Regions from separate parts of the Homo sapiens genome. Here region 2 is linked to region 1. Evidence: chromatin loops called from intact Hi-C (ENCODE). Cell type or tissue: MCF 10A. All regions are shown on one strand. Each heading gives the region's core, and the rest is flanking DNA. Links, peaks and the distances in the headings are about the cores only. Region 1 overlaps KCNN4 (potassium calcium-activated channel subfamily N member 4). Region 2 has its middle 6.9 kb from the start of BCL3.

Region 1 (5,372 bases), core at 253-5,252:
AAAGGCACAGATCCCTTACAAACTGAAAAAAAAAAAATTGCACAAAGAACCCCAGTGTTTGGTTTCAAATTATCTTTATTGTTAAGTTACTTACATGTGGACGGATATAAAATTCCTTCCAACTACAGCTCATACAATAAAACCAAAGCAAATTTACAAACCAAGCCCATAGACGGCAAAACCAATACAATTAAAATGAACAACACTGACAAGGACACAGGTGACATTGTTTCCGTAAAACTCAATCTCTGCTGCTCTTGTGGAGGGGTACTCAGGGCAACAGGGACGTCCATGCAAGTTTGCCTGGCCAAGGCGTGACTCAGCTACCCGCCCCCTTCTTCTGCTGAGACCATTTGATTTCGCCAGTGCTTAGGGACAATGATGTCACAACACCCCCTTGGCCTGGCTCACAGCATCTTCTGCTTATCTGGTGGCCTTTGCTTTTTCTCGTTAGCCCACGACAGTTCAAACAGTGGCCCCTGGCAGCAATGCCATGGTAAGCACGGTCACAGATGCAGGCCCCAAAACCGCATGGCAGGTCTCAGTGACGAGGCAGTGGCCCAGATCTGCAGGAATTGGCAGGTGGTAATTTCTGAAGGTTATCAAGCCAAAAACACAGAATTCAAGAATTTCCATAGAAAATCCACAAACCCTCAGGGATCAACTAGTGAATCCTAGCCAGAGAATGCAGTAAAAGACTATGTGGATTTGGAAGTCAGGCATCATCCATGCTAGAAATATCTAATGAGCACCTGCTATGTTCTAGGTCTTATTTCAGGAGCTGCTTTGGGCATGTCATTTAACTGTTCCATGCCTGTTTCCTCAGCTGTAAGACAGGAACAGGATTCCCACTCCCTGTGGCTTTTGGGAGGATTTTAAACCATATAGGGAAACACCTGGGCAGGTAGCTGGGAAGTGGTAGGTGGTCAATACATGGTAACAGTTATTGTCGAGGGTAATCCTCAGAGGACCATAAGGATGTGGTCAATATTGGTTCCATTGCCTTACGCTATGGAGTAGGTGGGGGTCGACCCCAGCCCCGACACCTCTGATCCTCTCCTCCCACCCAGATGCACATGATCCTGTATGACCTGCAGCAGAATCTGAGCAGCTCACACCGGGCCCTGGAGAAACAGATTGACACGCTGGCGGGGAAGCTGGATGCCCTGACTGAGCTGCTTAGCACTGCCCTGGGGCCGAGGCAGCTTCCAGAACCCAGCCAGCAGTCCAAGTAGCTGGTGAGGGGGCTGGGACTTGGGCAGGAAGGCATCCTGGAGGAAGGGTTCCTGTGGCCAGCACCCTATGTGGCTAAGGGGGCGGGGGATGGCTGGGAGACAAGGCCGCCTTTTCTCATCAGCTCTGGCACTGTCTGGAGGAAAGGACTCAGTTCGGGGCTGGACTGGCAGTGAAGGAAGATGGTGTACCCTCTCCCCTTCACTGACCCTTGATGGCCTTCTCCCTCTTTGCTTGGTCTCTCTCTCTCTCTCTGCCTGTCCTGGGCACATTGTCTGGCTGTCCATCCAATGTCTCTGTCTAAATGCCCTCCTGCCCCCTGGCCTCGGGGCCCGGAAACACCTGCCCCCTGTCTCCCACTTCTGCCCACCGGTTTCTGTCTGCACCTCGGTGTGTCCCACTCTCACTCTCCCTCTTCCTGGCCTGCCTCTCCATCAGTCTCTCTGTCTCTCCAGGACCCACGAGGAGGAACCAGGCTACTTTCCCCAGTACTGAGGTGGTGGACATCGTCTCTGCCACTCCTGACCCAGCCCTGAACAAAGCACCTCAAGTGCAAGGACCAAAGGGGGCCCTGGCTTGGAGTGGGTTGGCTTGCTGATGGCTGCTGGAGGGGACGCTGGCTAAAGTGGGTAGGCCTTGGCCCACCTGAGGCCCCAGGTGGGAACATGGTCACCCCCACTCTGCATACCCTCATCAAAAACACTCTCACTATGCTGCTATGGACGACCTCCAGCTCTCAGTTACAAGTGCAGGCGACTGGAGGCAGGACTCCTGGGTCCCTGGGAAAGAGGGTACTAGGGGCCCGGATCCAGGATTCTGGGAGGCTTCAGTTACCGCTGGCCGAGCTGAAGAACTGGGTATGAGGCTGGGGCGGGGCTGGAGGTGGCGCCCCCTGGTGGGACAACAAAGAGGACACCATTTTTCCAGAGCTGCAGAGAGCACCTGGTGGGGAGGAAGAAGTGTAACTCACCAGCCTCTGCTCTTATCTTTGTAATAAATGTTAAAGCCAGAAGTTGCCATTTCTCTCTAAACATATCTACACTCCTAACTGGCAGACCGTCCAGTGGAAGACTGTTGCCTTGTCTGAACCTGTCTCAGAGGCCTTCTCCTGTAAGTGCCCTCCCAACTCTGTAGGCTGGGCAGTCCTCAGCAACAGTCCCCTGCCCAGATCTGAGGCAAAGAGCAACAGCTTTGAACTCAGACAGATCAGGGTCCAAATCCTGGTTCTACCATCCACTGGTGGTGTGATCTTGGGTAAGTGGCTTCACCTCTGAACAGTTTACCTCACCTGTGAAATGGGACTGCCTCCCCATGGAACTGCTGTGAAGATTAAAACATGGAGTAGCCCAGAGGCATTTAGTAGGAACCAAATATGTGAGAGAGAATCTTTTTTTTTTTTTTTTGAGATGGAGTCTTGCTCTGTCACCCAGGCTGGAGTACAGTGGCGCGATTTCGGCTCACTGCAACCTCCGCCTCCAGAGTTCAAGCGATTCTCCTGCCTTAGTCCCCAAGTAGCTGGGATTACAGGCACCTGCCACCACGCCTGGCTAATTTTTGTATTTTTAGTAGAGATGGGGTTTCACTATGTTGCAGATGCTGGTCTTGAACTCCTGGGCTCAAGCAATCTGCCCGCCTCAGCCTCCCAAAGTGCTGGGATTACAAGCGTGAGCCACTGTCCCTGGCCAAGAATCATTTTTATTATTGTTTTTGATTTTCACACACAATGCGTGGCTGCCCTTTTTCTGATTTTTTGTTGCTTTTCTCCCTCTATTCATGCCTTACCAGAATCTAGATGACAACTCACTCATCAAGAGACTAACAGAGGCCCCAAACCTCCCCAAACCACCCACATACCCGTTTCACATCCGCTCAAGAGAGGATGTGAAAGGGAAGGGGGCAAAGGAGGGGGGCTGGCACTTCCAGAGGCCCTACTGTGTGCCCAGCTCTGTTTATAAGTCACCATAACCACTCTCCTGACCCTCGTTACCCCACTGCACAGATGTAGAAACCGAGGTTTCAAGAGGAGCCAGGCCTCCCCTCAGGCCCCCAGCCGGAAGCTAGGAATACGGGCTGGAGAGCCCAGATTCACACCCATCCCGCCCCACTGCAAGGTGAGTCAGAGGCAGAGTGGCCTTGGGCCACAAACCGAGGACTGACTTCCCGCCGCAACTTCATTCCAGCTTGAGAGGCTGATTCATTCTTGCTTCCCTCCTCTTGAGGGGAAGATCAGGCTGCGAGTCATCCTTTTCTGTTGAGCTATCTTTGGATTTCCCTTAAAGTCCACAGCCAGCCTCGCCCCTTCATCCCTGAGAGCTAAATTGGAGCCTCCGCCACCCACTGCCACGAACTGCCCTTCCTCTGGAGGCCAGCCCACCTGGGGAGTAAAGGCGGGGACTCAAGAAAGGAACTGGATGAGACCTCCAGATATTGCTGACACCCTTCCCCTGCAAGAAGCTCTCCTGGCAGTGTTGCCAAAGCCCCTGCCAAACTCATTCTTCTGGGACCTCTCTTTCCTTGCCTCCACTCCCTTTTAGCTGGCAAACACTCCTTCCTACGCCTCCTGTAGGCCTCGGCTAATATGTCCCCTCCTCCAGGAGGCCCTGTCTGATACTCCTATAGCCTCATAAACCTATCCCTATCACGATAATAATATTGGGTCTGGCCAGGCATGGTGGCTCACGCCTGTAATTCCAGCACTTTGGGAGGCCGAGGCAGGCAGATCACCTGAGGCCAGGAGTTCGAGACCAGCCTGGCCAAAATGGTGAAACCCTGTCTATACTGAAAATACAAAAATTAGCCAGGCGTGGTGGTGTGTGCCTGTAATCCCAGCTACTCGGGAGTCTGAGGCAGGAGATCACTTGAACCCAGGAGGCGGAGTTTGCCGTGAGCCGAGATCGTGCCACTGCACTCCAGCCTGGGTGACAGAGCAAGACTCCATCTCAAACAACAACAACAACGACAACGACAACAAATTAGCCAGGTGTGGGGGCACACACCTGTGGTCCCAGCTACTTGGGAGGGTAAGGTGGGAGGAACACTTGAAGAGGCTGGGAAGTCGAGGCTGCAGTGAGCTGTGGTCGTGCCACTGCACTCCAGCCTGGGTGACAAAGTGAGACCCTGTCTCAAGTAGTAGTAGTAGTAGTAATAATAATAATAATAATAATAATAATAATAATAATAATAATAATAATAATGGGTCAAGCACCACGCTAAGCCCTTTTAATAAGTGACCTCACAAAAGGAGGCAAGGTAGGCAATGTTGGTCCCATTTTACAGATGAGGTAACTGCCCGAAGCCATAGCAAAGCAGTTTGGAGCCAGGATGTGACCCAGGCAGCCTGACCCCAGAGCCCCAGCACTTAGCCACCTGGCGCATTCAGACACTCAGGAGACCATCACATTGTATTTTCATTTTTGTTCATGATTGCGTCTTCAACACCAAGGGCCTGACATAGACAGGGCCTCAGTGAATGTCATTAAACGAACCCTCTGAATGCCTGGGATGGCCTGAAGCCACCCCATGTTGGTTTCAGCTGAGCCATCCCATGTTGATTTCAGCTGAGGCAAGGTCAGAACCAGTGAAAAGGGGCTTTTGACTAAGAACCTAGGAGAACATACAAGAGATCCTGTGTTCTGAATTATCTTGGATCTGCCCTGGCCCGCCTGCCCTCATTCTCCACTGTGGGGCTCAAGCCTGGATGCCCCCACTTCTGGCAGGTTTTGCACCCCCCTCACCAAATCAACACTTCCTGAAGGCCCTGAGCCAGGAGCTGGGCTGCAGACATGAATCAGAGGGCTCTGTCCTCCAGGAGCTGAGTCTCATGGTGATTTTGGCTCCTTCCTTCTCCTATTTCTGTTCTGCCTGCACTCTCATGAGGACTGGGTGGGGGAAAGGCGGTCCAGAGAGGGCAGGGGCTTCCCAGGGTCATACAGCCAGTCACGGGCCTTTCCCCTTCATAAATCCCCCAACTGCCCTTGAGGACCTTTCTAACACCCACACACTTCCCATTCCTCCCACTGCCCTCCTGTCAAAGTCTAGCTCTGAGTCCAGCTCTTTTTTTTTTAGAGACAGAGTCTTGCTCTGTCACCCAGGCTGGAGTACAGTGGTACAATCGTAGCTCACTGCAGCCTCGAATTCCT
Region 2 (5,372 bases), core at 241-5,240, 980 kb before region 1:
ATAATAATAATAATAATAATAATAATAATATAACATTATATATTATTATTGTCCTCATCAAATATCCTGTGTTTTCAATAGCAGGACCTGCTTCATTGGGGAAAATAGAATTCAACATGCTGGGCTTAGAGACATAGTTTTGAGCCCTGGCTCGTCCATGTGCTAGTTATGTGACCTTAGGCAGGTGGCTTTCCCTCTCTGTGCCTTCCTTGTGACTTTATTATTTTTTAATTTTTATTTTTTGAGATGGAGTCTCGCTCTGTCGCTCAGGCTGGAGTGCAGTGCCATGATCTCGGCTCACTGCAATCTCCAATCCCTGGTTCAAGCAATTCTCCTGCCTCAGCTTCCCAAGTAGCTGGGATTACAGGCGTCCGCCACCATGCCCGGCTAATTTTTGTATGTTTAGTGGAGACTGGGTTTCACCATGTTGGCCAAGCTGTTCTCAACCTCCTGACCTCAAGTGATCCACCTGCCTTGGCCTCCCAAAATGCTGAGATTACAGGTATAAACCACCATGCCCAGCCCCTTGTGACTTTAATAGTGGCGAATGGGGCCGGGCATGGAGTGTGCTCCTGTAGTCCCAGCACTTTGGGAGGCCAAGGTAGAAGGAAGAATCCCTTGAAACCAGGAGTTCAAGACCAGTCTGGGCAACAAGGGGACACCCTGTCTCTACAGATTTTTTTTTTTTTGAGACAGAGTTTCCGTCTTGTTGACCCAGCTGGAGTGCAATGGCGCAATCTCGGCTCACTGCAACCTCCACCTCCTGGGTTCAAGCGATTCTTCTGCCTTAGCTTCCTGAGTAGCTGGGACTACAGGCCCGTGCCACCATGCCCAGCTAATTTTTGTATTTTTAGTAGAGACGAGGTTTCACCATATTGGCTGGACTGGTCTCGAACTCCTGGCTTTGTGATCCGCCTGCCTCGGCCTCCCAAAGTGCTGGGATTACAGGTGTGAGCCACCACACCAGGCTTACACAAAATTTTTAAAAATTAGCTGGGCTCAGGAGGCACCTGTAGTCCTAGCTACTTGGGAGGGTAAGGTGGGAGGATTGCTTTAGGTGTAAGGCTGCAGTGAGCTATGATCATGCCACTGAACTCCAGCCTGGGTGACAGAGTGAGACTCTGTCTCAAAATAATGGTAATAATAATAATAACAGGATGATAACAGATCCTGTTTCACAGGCTTACTGAGCAGATTAAATAAGAAAAGTGTGTGGAATAAATGAATGAATAATGTTCATTTCTGTCTCCACGCTGCTGGCCTTAACCCTTACCCTATCCAGCAGACCAGGGCCTCCTTCTCACCCTTTTCTACTCACAGAGGAGACAAGACAGAAACATTCACTCCGGGCTGAGTTGCAACTAAGAATTGGCCCACTTAATCCTCTTAACACCTTGTAAGGAAAATTCAGCTAAAAACCCAATTTTATAGAGGAGGAAACAGGCACAGAGAAGTGAACTCACTGCCCGGGTCACACGGTGAGGAACTGGGGAGAGCTGAGATTTCAAGCCAGGTCCCTGTGACCCCAGCACGCTTCTGACCTGGGAGAAGTGGCCATGAGTCTCGGAGACTGCAGGTGTGCCCTTCCAGCTTGATTCTAGGCCCCTTCTCCCTGGGAAGAAATGGTTTAGATGGGGAAACTGAGGCATGGAGAGGGAAAGTCATATGTCCGAGGACACCCATGGAGATTCGCACCCTGGAACTCTTCTCTGCTGCCTCCTGGTATGGGGAGGGTCCGTGCGTGGAGAGAGGATGGCATTGCAGCAGGAGGGAATAGAGTTAGACTTAAGGGGCCGGGCATGGTGACTCACGCCTGTAATCCCAGCACTTTGAGAGGCTGAGACTGGAGGGTCATCTGAGGTCAGGAATTCAAGACCAGCCTGGCCAACAAGGCGAAACCCCGTCTCTACTAAAAATACAAAACTTAGCCGGGCGTGGTGGTGGGCGCCTGTAATGCCAGCTACACGGGAGGCTGAGGCAGGAGAATCGCTTGAACCCAGGAGGCCGAGGTTGCAGTGGGCTGAGATCGTGCCACTGCGCTCCAGCCTGGGTGGCAGAGCAAGACCCTGTCTCAAACAAAAAAGAAAAAAAAATAGAGTTAGACTTAAGAGTCCCTTGAGGAGGAACAACCACTAGAGCCTCCAGAGAGGTTCAGGGAGAGCAAGTGAATTCCGCAGACAGAAGGATACAGAGACTCTGGGCCTGGATGGGAAGGGACATGCCCAAGGTCAGGCTGCCTCCAGTCTGGGCCCTGGGCTGGAAGTCCACACGGCTCCGCTCCCTGAGGCTGCTCTGCCCCACCCCCACGGGTGAATGCGGGCCAGCTTCCTGGAGCATGGCCTGCACCTCCTGGTTCCTCCCCACCCTGGAGCCTTGGCAGCTCTGGGAGCTCCTGGCATTGAGCAGAATCAGCCCATCTGGGGCCTAAGCCAAGACTTAATCTTCCCCTTTCTGCCTCTTGCTGGGTCTGCACGCACGACGCTGAGTCAGAGGATTGCGACATCCTCTCTTGGCAGGCCAGGGAGACTGGACACCCTCGTCCCCCCACCCTCTCCGCCGCCCCTGCCAGCTGCCTTGATCAGAGAGGGGTGATTCGGTGGGGGGAGTGTGGAGATCAGCATCTGCCCTGGGTGGGTGGATGGGGGTCTGGGAAGGCGGGGCATAGGAAGGAAGGTCACAGTGGTCTCAGCGAGGTGACAGTAGACAATCAGGTACTAGTGGGCTAGTGTCCTCATCTGTGAATGGGGCCCTGTCTAATTGTTTGGGTTCCAATCCCAGTTCTGTCACTTACCAGCTGTGTGACCCTGGGCAGGTGATTTATTTACCCTCTCTGAGCCCCAGTTTCCTCATCTATAAAATGAGGGTAAAAACAGTGCATGTCTTCCGGCGGTGTTGTGAGAGTCAAATGAATTCACACACGTCAGCACAGGCCTGGCACAGAGGAAAGTCTCAGTAAATGGAAGATATTATTTTAAAATGATTGTTATTATTCATATAGGTATGGGAGTGGCAGCCACAGAGACAGGCAGCTCACATCCCCCTTCAAGAAAAAACCTGTTGGCTGGGTGTGGCGGCACATCCCTCTAATCCCAGTGCTTTGGGAGGCCAGGATGGGAGAATCACCTGGGCCCAGGAGTTCGAGACCAGCCTGGGCAACAGAACAAGACCCCGTCTCTACAAAAAAGTACATTTTTTTTTTTTTTGAGACAGAGTCTTGTTCTGTTGCCCAGGCTGGAGTGCAGTGGTGTGATCTCGGCTCACTGCAACCTCCGCCTCCCAGACTCAAGAGATTCTCCTGGCTCAGCCTCCCAAGTAGCTGGGACTACAGGCACATACTACCATGCCCAGCAAATTTTTTTTTTTTGAGACAAAGTTTCACTTTGTTACCCAGGCTGGAGTGCAGTGGTGCAGCAACCCCTGCCTCCTGGGTTCAAGTGGTTCTCCTGCCTCAGCCTCCCAAGTGGCTGGGACTACAGGCATATGCCACCAATCCTGGATAATTTTTGTATTTTTAGTAGAGATGGGGTTTCGCCATGTTGGCCAGGCTGGTCTCAAACTCCTGACCTTAAGTGATCCTCCTGCCTCAGCCCCCCAAAGTGCTGGTATTACAGGCATAAGCCACCATGCCTGGCCTCTACAAAAAAATATAAAAATTAGCCTGGCATGGTGGTGGTGAGCCTGTGGTCCCAGCTACTTGGGAGGCTGAGGCGGGAGGATTGCCTGAGCCTGGGGGGCTGAGGCTGCAGTGAGCTATGATCATGCCACTGCACTCCACCCTGGGTAACAGAGTGAGACCCTGTCTCAGAAATTTAAAAAAACAAAACAAAACAAACAAAAAAAACGGACTTTTGATCTTGCTGCCAGGCATGCAGAGAGAGCAGACAGCCTCTGACATTGGCAGTTGACTCCTTTGAGGTCTGCTTCAGCTTACCGGCTGGGGCATGGTCTCCTGGGCAGTCTCCAGCCAATGACAGGTGGGGTTCAGAGGTGCTAGCCATTTCTGACCAGGGTGGGACTTCTCTAATGCAAGAGCCTTCCTGTAGGGGGGGCATTACAACTTGACAGTCCCCCTTGCTCACTCCTCTTGCTTCCTCCTTTCCTTTCTGAGGTGCTGTGCCCTGCATATATATATATATAGATAGATACACACACACACAACACACACACACATATATATACACACACACATATATATACACACACATATACGTATATATGTGTATATATATGTATATGTGTGTGTATATATATACACACACACGTATGTATATATATACACACATATATATATTTAAGATATGTGTGTGTGTGTGTGTGTGTGTGTGTGTATTTAAGAGATATATATGTATGTAAGAGACAGGGTCTCACTCTGTTGCCCAGGCTGAGGCTGAGGTGCAGTGGTGCGATCATAGCTCATTGCAGTCTTAGCCTCCTGGGCTCAAGCGATTCTCCCACCTCAGCCTCCTGAGTAGCTAGGACCACAGGCGTGATCCTCCCACCTCGGCCTCCTGAGTAGCTGGGACTATAAGTGTGTGTCATCATGCCTGGCTAATTTCTTTTTCTTTTTGTTTTTTGAGACGGAGTTTCGCTCTTGTTGCCCAGGCTGGAGTGCAATGGCGGGATCTCAGCTCACCGCAACCTCTGCTTCCTGGGTTCAAGCGATTCTCCTGCCTCAGCCTCCCGAGTAGCTGGGATTACAGGCATGTGCCACCACGCCTGGCTAATTTTGTATTTTTAGTAGAGACGGGGTTTCTCGATGTTGGTCAGGCTGGTCTCAAACTCCTGACCTCAGGTGATCTGCCAGCCTCAGCCTCCCAAAGTGCTGGGATTACAGGCGTGAGCCACCGCACCAAGCCATGCCTGGCTAATTTCGAAAATTTCTGCAGAAATGGGATTTTGCTACGTTTCCCAGGCTGGTCCATAAATCTTTCGCATGCCCAATTCCGTATAATCATCTGTCTTCTGGGGGAGCTGAGCTGTGATGATGGCACTGGAGTCAGACAACCTGACTGAGTATTGGCTCTGCTACATACTCATCTATCTCTTTGGGCCTCAGTTTCCCTGTCTGAGTTACAGAATAATGACAATGAGAATAATAACACCATGGCCGAGAAGAGCTAGTGAGTCAGCAATATAGCCCTTGGCAGGATTGCCTGGCAGAAAATGAGGACTGTATACGTACATCATCCTCATCCTCATTCCTAAGGAGCTGGGGCTCTGGAGTCAGACCCACTTGGTCTGTTCCCCACTCTGCCAGTTTCTGGCTGTGTGGTCTCTGGCAAGAGTGCCATGCCCTCTAAGCTTTGTTTGTAAAGTGGGGACAGACTCCTCCCTCTCAGGGTAGGGCACTGGCGAGGTCAAGCATGGAAAGT

What was found. Peaks named below come from ENCODE experiments on the same cell type or tissue, not always from the same donor. Only the 100,000 strongest peaks of a DNase experiment are listed, where the experiment ranks them.
Region 2: it touches region 1 in a loop (10-fold over the local background); 2 of 110 quality-filtered maps call a loop at or near these places.

What each region holds. Positions count from the first base shown.
Region 1 is chr19:43,763,406-43,768,777 of GRCh38, reverse strand. KCNN4 (potassium calcium-activated channel subfamily N member 4) reads left to right here. Exons shown (of 9, transcript NM_002250.3): 8 at 1,071-1,238; 9 at 1,689-2,245. The coding sequence ends at 1,235. Among named protein-coding and RNA genes, the nearest start is that of SMG9, 11 kb to the right of the region's middle. RefSeq lists silencers at 2,359-2,522, 4,086-4,311 and enhancers at 2,909-2,998, 3,429-3,658, 3,679-3,738. In MCF 10A, for the core only: a CTCF peak has its summit at 2,143 (motif pointing left); DNase peaks (open chromatin) are centred at 2,117 and 3,407.
Region 2 is chr19:44,739,094-44,744,465 of GRCh38, reverse strand. No RefSeq gene overlaps it. Among named protein-coding and RNA genes, the nearest start is that of BCL3, 6.9 kb to the left of the region's middle. In MCF 10A, for the core only: no CTCF peak of the experiment used is centred there; DNase peaks (open chromatin) are centred at 1,825, 2,415 and 3,035.